2 separate regions of the Homo sapiens genome follow, and region 1 is linked to region 2. Evidence: chromatin contacts called from ENCODE Hi-C or POLR2A ChIA-PET data. All regions are on one chromosome and are shown on one strand. The core of a region is the stretch at or near the end of the contact, and the rest is flanking DNA. Distances in the headings are between cores, read along the strand shown.

Region 1 (4,400 bases), core at 1,319-3,818, 210 kb after region 2:
ATTGCTTGAGCTCAAGTTTCAGGCTGCAGTGAGCCATGACTGCGCCACTGCACTCCAGCCTGTGCAACAGAGCAAGACCCTGTCTCAAAAAAGAAAAAAGAAAGTTCAACAATCAACAGTTAGGTAACAAGAAGGCATGATAAAAATTTAGGAACCTAAAGATGTAGGTTACAGTCTTGACGCTAAAGAACCCAGTAGCACGACCTTGCAAAAGATCCTTGGTCTGGGCTACCTGGGCCTCAGTTCTCTTAAAAGCCAAATCAAAGTAGCTGTATTAAATGATCTCTTAAATCTAAAGTTTCCATGTTATTAAAGTTGATTTCCAAATCTAAAGTCTTACAATGCTTTTAAAGTCTGCTGCAGCCTATACACAGTTTTCTTCCTAATTTAAAGCAATGTGTTAATATAAAGAACCTCCATATTATTTGTTTCTTAGATTTAAGAATTCTGATAGAAAAAATAAATGTGGGAAAAGAATGGGTGTAAAGCCTCGAGTTGTTCCAAAAATAAAAAGTAATTGTCCTAATGACGCCATCTTTTCTCTTTGTCAATACCATTCTATTTTCTTTTCAGTTGCTATCTTCTTCTCTTCCAGATGTGCAACTCTGGGACATATTATTATTACAACACATAAGCATATGCATATATACACTTGTTTAAAAAAATTTGTTTTTATTTATGATAATAGAGACAGGGTCTCCCTATGTTGCCCAGGCCTGTCTTGAACTCCTGGACTCAAACAATCCTCCCACCTCAGCCTTTCGATGTGCTGGGATTACAAGCATCAGTAACCTCATCCAGCCTAAAAAGTAAATTATAGCTAATTCTACGACACAGACTTTAGTTTACTATGTTAAAATGCATGATTATCAATCCACCATAATAACAACTAATAAATACTTCAACTTAGTCATCAATCTTAAGAGTGGTCATAACTAAAAGACTCTAAGTCATATGTTATAGCCTGTATAGTTCAAACAGGTAAGAAAGTTCATGAGACATGTAAGCAAGATTTCTGAGTCCCACAGAGTAACATGGACATGAGAAAACAGCAGACCCCGCTTTCCACTACAGCCTGACTCACCACCTTTTACTGATTTACTGGAGGTAATGGAATACAGAGGCTTAGTAAGAACAGAGGAGAGCTGTGCATAATGGGATTTAAATAATCTGATTTTCCTAAGAAAAGAAATTGAGAAGCAAAGAGATAAAGGATTTTCTGTACACACACACACACACACACACACACACACACACACACACACTCACACACACAGTCTGTAAAGCACCCTGTAGTTTCCAAAGCATTTTTGTATCCCTCAGATATCATTTAATCATCAAAAAAACCCACAAAAGGCAAGGAGAGCAGATACTATTATTCCTCTTTTTGTTTTTTGTTTTTGAGACAGAGTCTTGCACCGTCACCCAGGCTGGAGTGCTCACTGTAACCTCTGCCTCCTGGATTCAAGCGATTCTCCTGCCTCAGCCTCCTGAGTAGCTGGGATTACAGGCATGCACCACCACGCCCGGCTAATTTTTGTATTTTTAGTTAGAGAGATGGGGTTTCACCATGTTGGCCAGGCTGGTCTGGATCCACCCCCTCAGCCTCCCAAAGTGCTAGGATTACAGGTGTGAGCCACCGCACCCAGCCCCTATTATTCCTTTAAGAGACAGGGTCTCACTATGTTGCCCAGGCTGGAGTGCAGTGGCTATTCACAGGCACAATCGTAGCCCACTACAGCCTCAAACTCCTGGGCTCAAGTCATCCTTCCACCACAGACTCCTGAATAGCTGGGCTAGTCCCAGTTTTTTATAAAAAACAGAGGAGCAAAGAAGTTATGTGATTTCAGCAACAATATATTCTTGATTAATGGCAGTGATGGAACCAGACTCCAAGTTTTCTGAATTCTAGTCTAATGGTACCCCCACTAGGCAATGCTGTCAATTTACATTCATTTTGTTCACTCAACAAATATTTACTGAGTACCAGTTGTATGTCAGGCACTGTTCTAGACACTGGGAAAACAAAGAGTGAACAAGACTAGTAAGTTCCCTTCCTCATAAAACATTCTAGTGTACATATGCATGTATTTATAATAACTATAGTTTAATATATATGGCTTTTCATACACTTTTCTATACCAGCCAGTTTATGAGACTCATTAAAAATTAAGACCACATATAAATATTTATTATTTTTTAAGAACTGCATTCATTAGGTCAACAGAGAAAAAAAAAAACTCCAGCCACTCCCGCCTCCCTTCCTTCCTCATTCCTCCACACAGCTAGCCTTTTAAAACAATCTAAGTAAACAGCAAAGTAACATCTATTTGAGTTACACATTGGTTCACATGCTGAGAAGAAGAAAAAAAAATGCCTATAAAAGTCTTTAGAAAAAGGAGAGGTTCAAAATTATGGAGAGGGCTTTTTTACAGGATCGTTTTAAGCACACACAGGATCTTAAAGAATGCACATGGACATCTTGTTTGGAAAAAGTTTATTCTTTTTTCCTTCGTCTTTTTAATCTACACAAAGCACAGTCTTAAAAAGCCTGGGTGGGGGGGGCAGTGTCTGCTCCCCATCTCTAGGTCTGTTGCTGAATGAAAGATCGACAGGAAATTAACGCAGTGGTAGGGAGTTGCTTGCCAAGAGTGAACTCTGAAACAAAAGACCCACTATTGTGTAAGAAAATCTGACATCTATACCCTCAGCCATGTTCTAAACTTCGGTAATCCTTTAGTATGATCTATGATTTGTTATAAGTTTTTAACATGTATATCTAAAGTGTTGTGTTACTCCTCATCTTCCAACTCCTCCTGAAAAAGAAACAGATTTTAGTTTCTTTGGTTCTTTTCTTCTTCCATCCCTTTTCTCCTTAATTGTCTTTTTAGCCAGCAACAGAGTTAGTCAATGAATTCAACCAGCTTCCTTCTTTCACCAGCCATGCCAAAAGACACTATCTTTGTGGCTTAAAGGATTTCAACTGCTCCCAAGTTATCTGAACTTATGGTACTTGAGGTTTGTTGTTTTGGACTGATGTTTAAGAAAATGCTCATTTCTTGATCCATGAGTGAACCTGACATGGCGGTATTTCCTCATTTCTAACAGTTTTCATAACATTAATATCGTGAAAAGAATACTGAAACTGATGGTGGAAGTCTGTAATCTAAGAATCTAAAACTAAACCACGTCCTCCTCGGGTGGATCCAGGAAGCATGATCCATTTATGGGATGAAGTTAAAAGGGGAGATTTCTTTTAGTAATGGGAGTGGACAGGCTGGCTTGACGTTCAGTGCTGATCTCTCAGATAACTTTTCTGAGGGATTTTCCTCATTCTTTTTTGACCAAATGACATAACCAAAGCTTAGCATATCTTCAGTGCTAATCTCAACAAGCAAATTGGGTTTACTTCATTTCTACCAATTGGCTTACCTATATATAATTTTTTCTACAGAAGTGTATAAAATTTTGACCTACCAAAACACAATTATGTTCCTCTGCTATTTAAATAGGTGCCAGTAAAGCCAGGAGTAGGAACAAGTCACCAAAGTATCAGCTGTAGAGGTTTTCTGGGCACACTCCAAAAGTCTACATCTGCTTGGCAACAATTCAGTGAAGAGATATGGTTACTCTTTTAACAGTAACAGAGCTTTCCCAGGCTTCAATGTATGAAAAACAGCTTGGTCTGTATCAGAAAAAAATTCAACCAGATCTGCAAAAATCACATACTTACTATCCTGACTGATCAACTTAAAAATTATTGCCATAAATGAAACCAAAATCATTAATGACATAGTTATCATAGAGTAGCCTGTTCACATGGTTTGAGAGTCCAAGTGGGAATCTTTTTTTTTTCCTTTTCTTTTTGCAACATAAACACTTAAGCATTTAGTGATAAAATATTAAAAGCTAGAGGCTCCAGATCCAATGAGTACAAGTTGCTGATATAGCATCATATACCAAGGAAAGGTGTCAAGCATGCTAAAATATGTCTGTAGCTTAGACATTAGGGGCCCTACTCTTCCCCTAATATGCTTGCCTTGTTCCTACTGTCCACAGTTAAATGCACACATCAGCACTAAAATGCATCCCCTTAAAATCTAGGGAGGAAATTCAACACATCTATGTCAATGAACAAAGTAATTGTCACATTTATTCACTACAAACAACAGATCTAGACACTGTTTTTAATTATAACATTAATTGATCTTTTGTAATCACTAATTAGAATGATAACATCACATTTAGTTACTTTCCTAGCCAGAGTGAACTTCCAGTTGCTGGAAAATGCATCAGTGAAGAAGAGGGTGAGGTGTACAAAAAAGAAAGATTTAGCAAAAAAAAAAAAAAAAGTCATACTATTTTTTTTAAAAGAAATGTTTTACCACAGTCAAGCACAT
Region 2 (4,770 bases), core at 1,836-4,335:
AGATCTCTTGAGCCCAGGAGTTCGAGACGAGCCTGGGCAACATGACAAAACCCTACTTCTGCAAAAAATGCAAACATTAGTTGGATGTGGCAACGCGTGCCTGTGGTCCCGGCTACTGGGAAGGCTGAGGTGGGAGGATCCCTGGGGCCTGGGAGGTGGAGTTACAGGGAGCCATGATTGTATCACCACACTCCAGCCTGGACAACAGAGTGAGACTCTGTCTCAAGAAAACCCAAACAAACCACATTGTCAGTAATGACCTGTAGCATGCTTCTGCCATTCATAGGGAATTTTTGCTCATAATATGAGTGAAAGCAAAATTTTAAAATACTGTAAAACTAAGTACTACTTTTAAGAATGCTGGTACATGGGCCAGGTGCAGTGGCTCACACCTGTAATCCCAGCACTTCGGGAGGTGGAGGCGGGCGGATCACGAGGTCAGGAGATCGAGACCACGGTGAAACCCCGTCTCTACTAAAAATACAAAAAATTAGCCGGGCGCGGTGGTGGACACCTGTAGTCCCGGCTACTCGGCAGGCGGAGGCAGGAGAATGGTGTGAACCCGGAAGGTGGAGCTTGCAGTGAGCCGAGATCACGCCACTGCACTCCAGCCTGGGTGACAGAGCGAGACTCCATCTCAAAAAAAAAAAAAAAAAAAAAGAATGCCGGTACAGATGACCCAGGTGTGGTTTGCCACTTAAAAAGTTGTTAATGTGTCAGTGTTAGATTGAGAATTTTAAAACATTCTGCTATCCACGAGATATCCTAGGAGAACAATTTCTAGAATAATGCAGAAACACAGGCTCTGGCTGAAAATTTGAGGAAAAAGAATCTTCTGAAAATTTGAGGAAAAACAATGCTCAAAACAGAGGAATGAGGTCTACTATTGGCATGCTCTTACTCTATTGGAATTACTAACTCCGTAAGGGTCACTAGAGTGGCTCTTCTAATAATTGGTTGTTAGAACATGAATTCTAAAATTGGCCCTTCTTAATTTATACACGCACACACACATGCATTTTCAATAAATTTACTGATAGTGGTCAGCTCCAAGATTGGCTCTGAGCACACAGTGAAGAACGATCAGGGGCTGAGGCTCTGTTCAATAATCGTGGTGGTTATCATTGTTGAGCATCTACTATGTGGCAGACACTAGACTATCTGTCACTTAACCCTCATTACACTCCTGAGAGGTATTCCTATTTCCAGTACTTGGACTTAGACTCAGCACACAGTTAGGACTTCATAAACATTTGCTCAATGAATAAATGATTGTAACCTAGAAGAAAACACAGCCAAGAGGGGTTAAATATTGCCCAAAGCTATAGAGTTGATAAGTTGCAAAGCTCAATTCCCCAACTCTATATCCTGTACTGTTTTACAATATCATGCTGCCATCTTGAATATAGGTTTTATACTTGACACATAGAAAGCATAACTGATGAATGACCTAGAAATAGATGAACATACGAATAGAGACCATGACAACACATTAGTATGTACATCAAGGGGTATGTTGTGTTTCTCCCCAGTTCAAATCTTTATAATAAGAGTATTCATAGTCTGGTAAATTTATCAGAAGCTTCAGCTGAGAACAGAGATCAAAACGGCCCCAAATTCTGCCATGAGAACTCTCACTGCCAGCTCTAACCAGGAAGATTGTAGGAGTATGCATGTAAGAGAAAGGACTAGACCTTCATGCAGAGCAGTGACTGAAGGATACACTAATGTCATAAGCGTATTCCTGCCATAGTTCTAATTTCAACAGCTCAGTGGTCCATGACAACAGCCAGGGCACATATCGAACACAAGGTATATGCACCTTTTAATTCATAGGGCTGAGTCGGCTGAGGACAGAGTCAGTCTAAGGGTGGGGATACTCTCACCTTACATGGCTTCATTAGGTGAGGAGGGTAGGATAGGAAAAAAATCAAGCTTGGCCACCCATACTGTGAGCTAGGATTCAGAAGAAAGCGTAGTTTGACGACAATTTCTATTACTACCAGTCCATTGCACTTGCTGCCAGCTTTACTACCCAAATATTCACCCCAAACATGTCAAGAAAATTAAAAGGAAAAAATCATACAACAAAACATCCTCCTGAACTAATTCAATTTCAATATTTATTTTGAAAATTTATTGAATTATAGTAGAGGAAGCTGGCTGAATTAAGCCAGCCAGACTGTTATTTTTCTTCCTACGAGTATGGCAATATTTATTATTTTACCTCTCTATGAGGGGTTGATTAAAACTAGAAAATGTAACATTTGCAAAGTCATAATATATTCAGAAGAAGGTGGTTCAGATAGGCAAAATAAAAATATATAGGGGCCAATCAGAATTTTCTCTTCCATAACTTAGATTTTCTTTAAAAACTACATTTGGAAATAGACATTATGATTTTTTTAAAGGGCCACCCACTCTTTTGTCTGCTCCACACTCTACCTTCACTCTAGAAGAGGTGCCATTGACTTCTACAGATATAAAATGTGTGACGTTCATTTTAAAATTACTAGTAGAGCCTGCTATTGACCATCCAATTATGCCGAGTTCCATTTATAAACATAGCTAACCACTAAGTTTATGGAGACTTTTTGTGCTGCTTTAATAGGATATTGATCGAGCACATAGTTTGAGTAGACTGCCATTGAATTGTGTAATGGCAAACAAAAGGCAAGGTCACGGCAACTGTTCATGCTAGGGCTGCAATCTATTTTTTATTATATTCTTTTTGTTTCTTCCTTTAATGCTCGAGCCCAAATGGTTTCTTTTGAAAGAAGATCTTGCTTAAGAATATAAGCTATTTTAAAAATTAATTTCCATGCAATGATCACAGCTATCGTGTTACTTAACACAGGAAAACCAACAGGCCACTAGTTTAGAAAGAAAGTTTTAAATCTATCCCACTTTAATTAAGATCTAAAGTACTGCGAATGTTTAAATGGCACCCCAAATGACTGGATGTCTGGAATTTCTTATCCTACACCCATTTCCTCATTAGTCCTTCTGTGCAAGAACATTTTGTATTTTCAAGTTTGGGCTTGTTCCTACCCAAGAGTTTCGTTTTCTTGTTGTGCCTTGTAGCCGAGTTCATTCTGTCTTAGAAGTTCCACCATGTCAGGTTAGAATATTGCCAATAGTTCTTACTAAATTACTAGCCTGAAAATCTAAGCATCTGAATATGGGTACTTGAAAACGTAACAAGGACCCAGAGACTTCAAAAAGAACTTTAGAAATGAACTGCAATTTGGATGTTAATGACAATTCCTGTGTGAAAATATAGAAAGAGCGCACATTTCTAAGGCAGAAAACAGCCACTAGGGTGCCACCTCATGCCAGGCTGAGGCATATGCCTGGTTCCATTCACTCCCACTCTCCATTGACAAACAACTCAGGAATCCTGTAGTGGACCCGGCAGCTGAGCTTTGTGGCAGAGCCAGGACAATTCAGCTGCCGGATTTTAATAGATTCTGCAGCACTGCAACAGGAACCAAAAATCAGTCCGGGTAACTGAGAGTGGTTTTCACACCCAAAGACTCTAAGGCTGGCCACAGTGTACTGAGAATCCTGGCTTTTCAAAATTCCAGGGCCATGAAGTCATCCTTAGCCACGAAGTTTACTTAACCCTTGCAGCCGGCTTGGGTGTACAAACCGCCGCTAGAAAATTAGAGCCCACCAGGCCAGAGTCACAATGGCCTGTGTGTATTTGCGGTTTTCCTCTTTCCCAGTGAAGTAGTTAGGGTTTCGAAGTCACTCCACCAACTTCAAGTAAAATAGAGTCAGCAATTTGGAAGGAAATGGGCAGAAGTAGTGGATTTTTCAGGAGAACTTTCTGGGTTCCTACCAGGAGTGATATTTGACAGCCTTAGCACTCATACTTTGAGGAAAACACTAGCGCAAAATAAACAAAAGAGTGGGTGCTGACAGAGAGAGCTATCTAAGCAGCATCACTTAGCAGCTAGTAGAGTGGGCTCTCTTTGTAGCAACTTCAAGGGAAAGAGACCAATCTAAAAATGCCTTGAGAAGGCTTTGTTTGAAAATGCAGCATCATGTAAGAGCCATTTCAACAGATGGTTCTTGTCTCTTTCCTCATAGTATTATGCTAAAACAACTTTAGTGATTCTGAACCACATTGTTAACACTTGTAAAACCCCCTTCCCCAAAGCAGAGAATACTTCTCTCTCTCTCTCTGGCACAGCATCTAGTGGTCTGTATTTTCCTCCTCCCCTGGAACAAGGCAATAAATAATTGAGCTACTTTCAGATGGTCCTACCACATGGGGGAAAAACTAGCAAGAGAACAAATATAGATTTTTATGCTACAGTATTTTCTTTGCCATGGAAGCAGAACTTTCCATTCTTGCCTTTCGTGGACTTTAGATGATAATGAAAAAAAAAATTAAAAGGTGGTAGGCAGGAGGCAAGGAGGAAAGGGGAGTTCACGGAAGATTGCAGCTTCAGTTGGCCAGCAGGAGTCCCTGATTCCAACAGGTTCATGTATCTGATCAGTATAATTCAATGGCAAGCATCCTTGTTGCCTCATCCCTCACCTCTGAATTTGTGAGGCTAAGCCAGCAGCTTTCTCCTGAGTTTCTCTGCCATTGCCACCTTGGTAGTAACGCTATTAAAAACAACACACTTAGGACATAGTTATTTCAGTGAATCCACATGAGGAAATACTGAAATAGCACCTCCCTCCTCTCTTACATTTAAAAGGAAGAAAATGAAAAACAAAAACTAACTGGAAACCTAGTGTAAGTAAATATTTGTA

What was found. A loop is a pair of places that touch in the nucleus more often than their neighbours do. ChIA-PET counts read pairs that join two places held with the same protein, here RNA polymerase II (POLR2A). Pooled maps may share reads with other maps.
Region 1: a map of endothelial cell of umbilical vein shows a loop between it and region 2 (5-fold over the local background). The contact joins two enhancer-like sites. A Hi-C loop is called at or near these places in 7 of 168 maps with a recorded cell type or tissue (HepG2, MCF 10A, PC-3 and 4 more) and 3 of 50 pooled maps. POLR2A ChIA-PET finds 5 or more read pairs at or near these places in 4 of 52 experiments (A673, MCF 10A, Panc1 and 1 more).

Annotation. Positions count from the first base shown.
Region 1 is chr1:61,131,111-61,135,510 of GRCh38, reverse strand. All of the region lies in intron 2 of NFIA (nuclear factor I A), which reads right to left. Among named protein-coding and RNA genes, the nearest start is that of NFIA, 51 kb to the right of the region's middle. Within about 2 kb of position 2,568, at least 5 of the 41 ENCODE cell types and tissues checked have a DNase peak (open chromatin) inside an H3K27ac peak, as active enhancers do; they include A673, PC-9 and endothelial cell of umbilical vein, where a contact is called at or near this core.
Region 2 is chr1:61,336,951-61,341,720 of GRCh38, reverse strand. All of the region lies in intron 4 of NFIA (nuclear factor I A), which reads right to left. Among named protein-coding and RNA genes, the nearest start is that of NFIA-AS1, 86 kb to the right of the region's middle. Within about 2 kb of position 3,085, at least 32 of the 41 ENCODE cell types and tissues checked have a DNase peak (open chromatin) inside an H3K27ac peak, as active enhancers do; they include A673, PC-9 and endothelial cell of umbilical vein, where a contact is called at or near this core.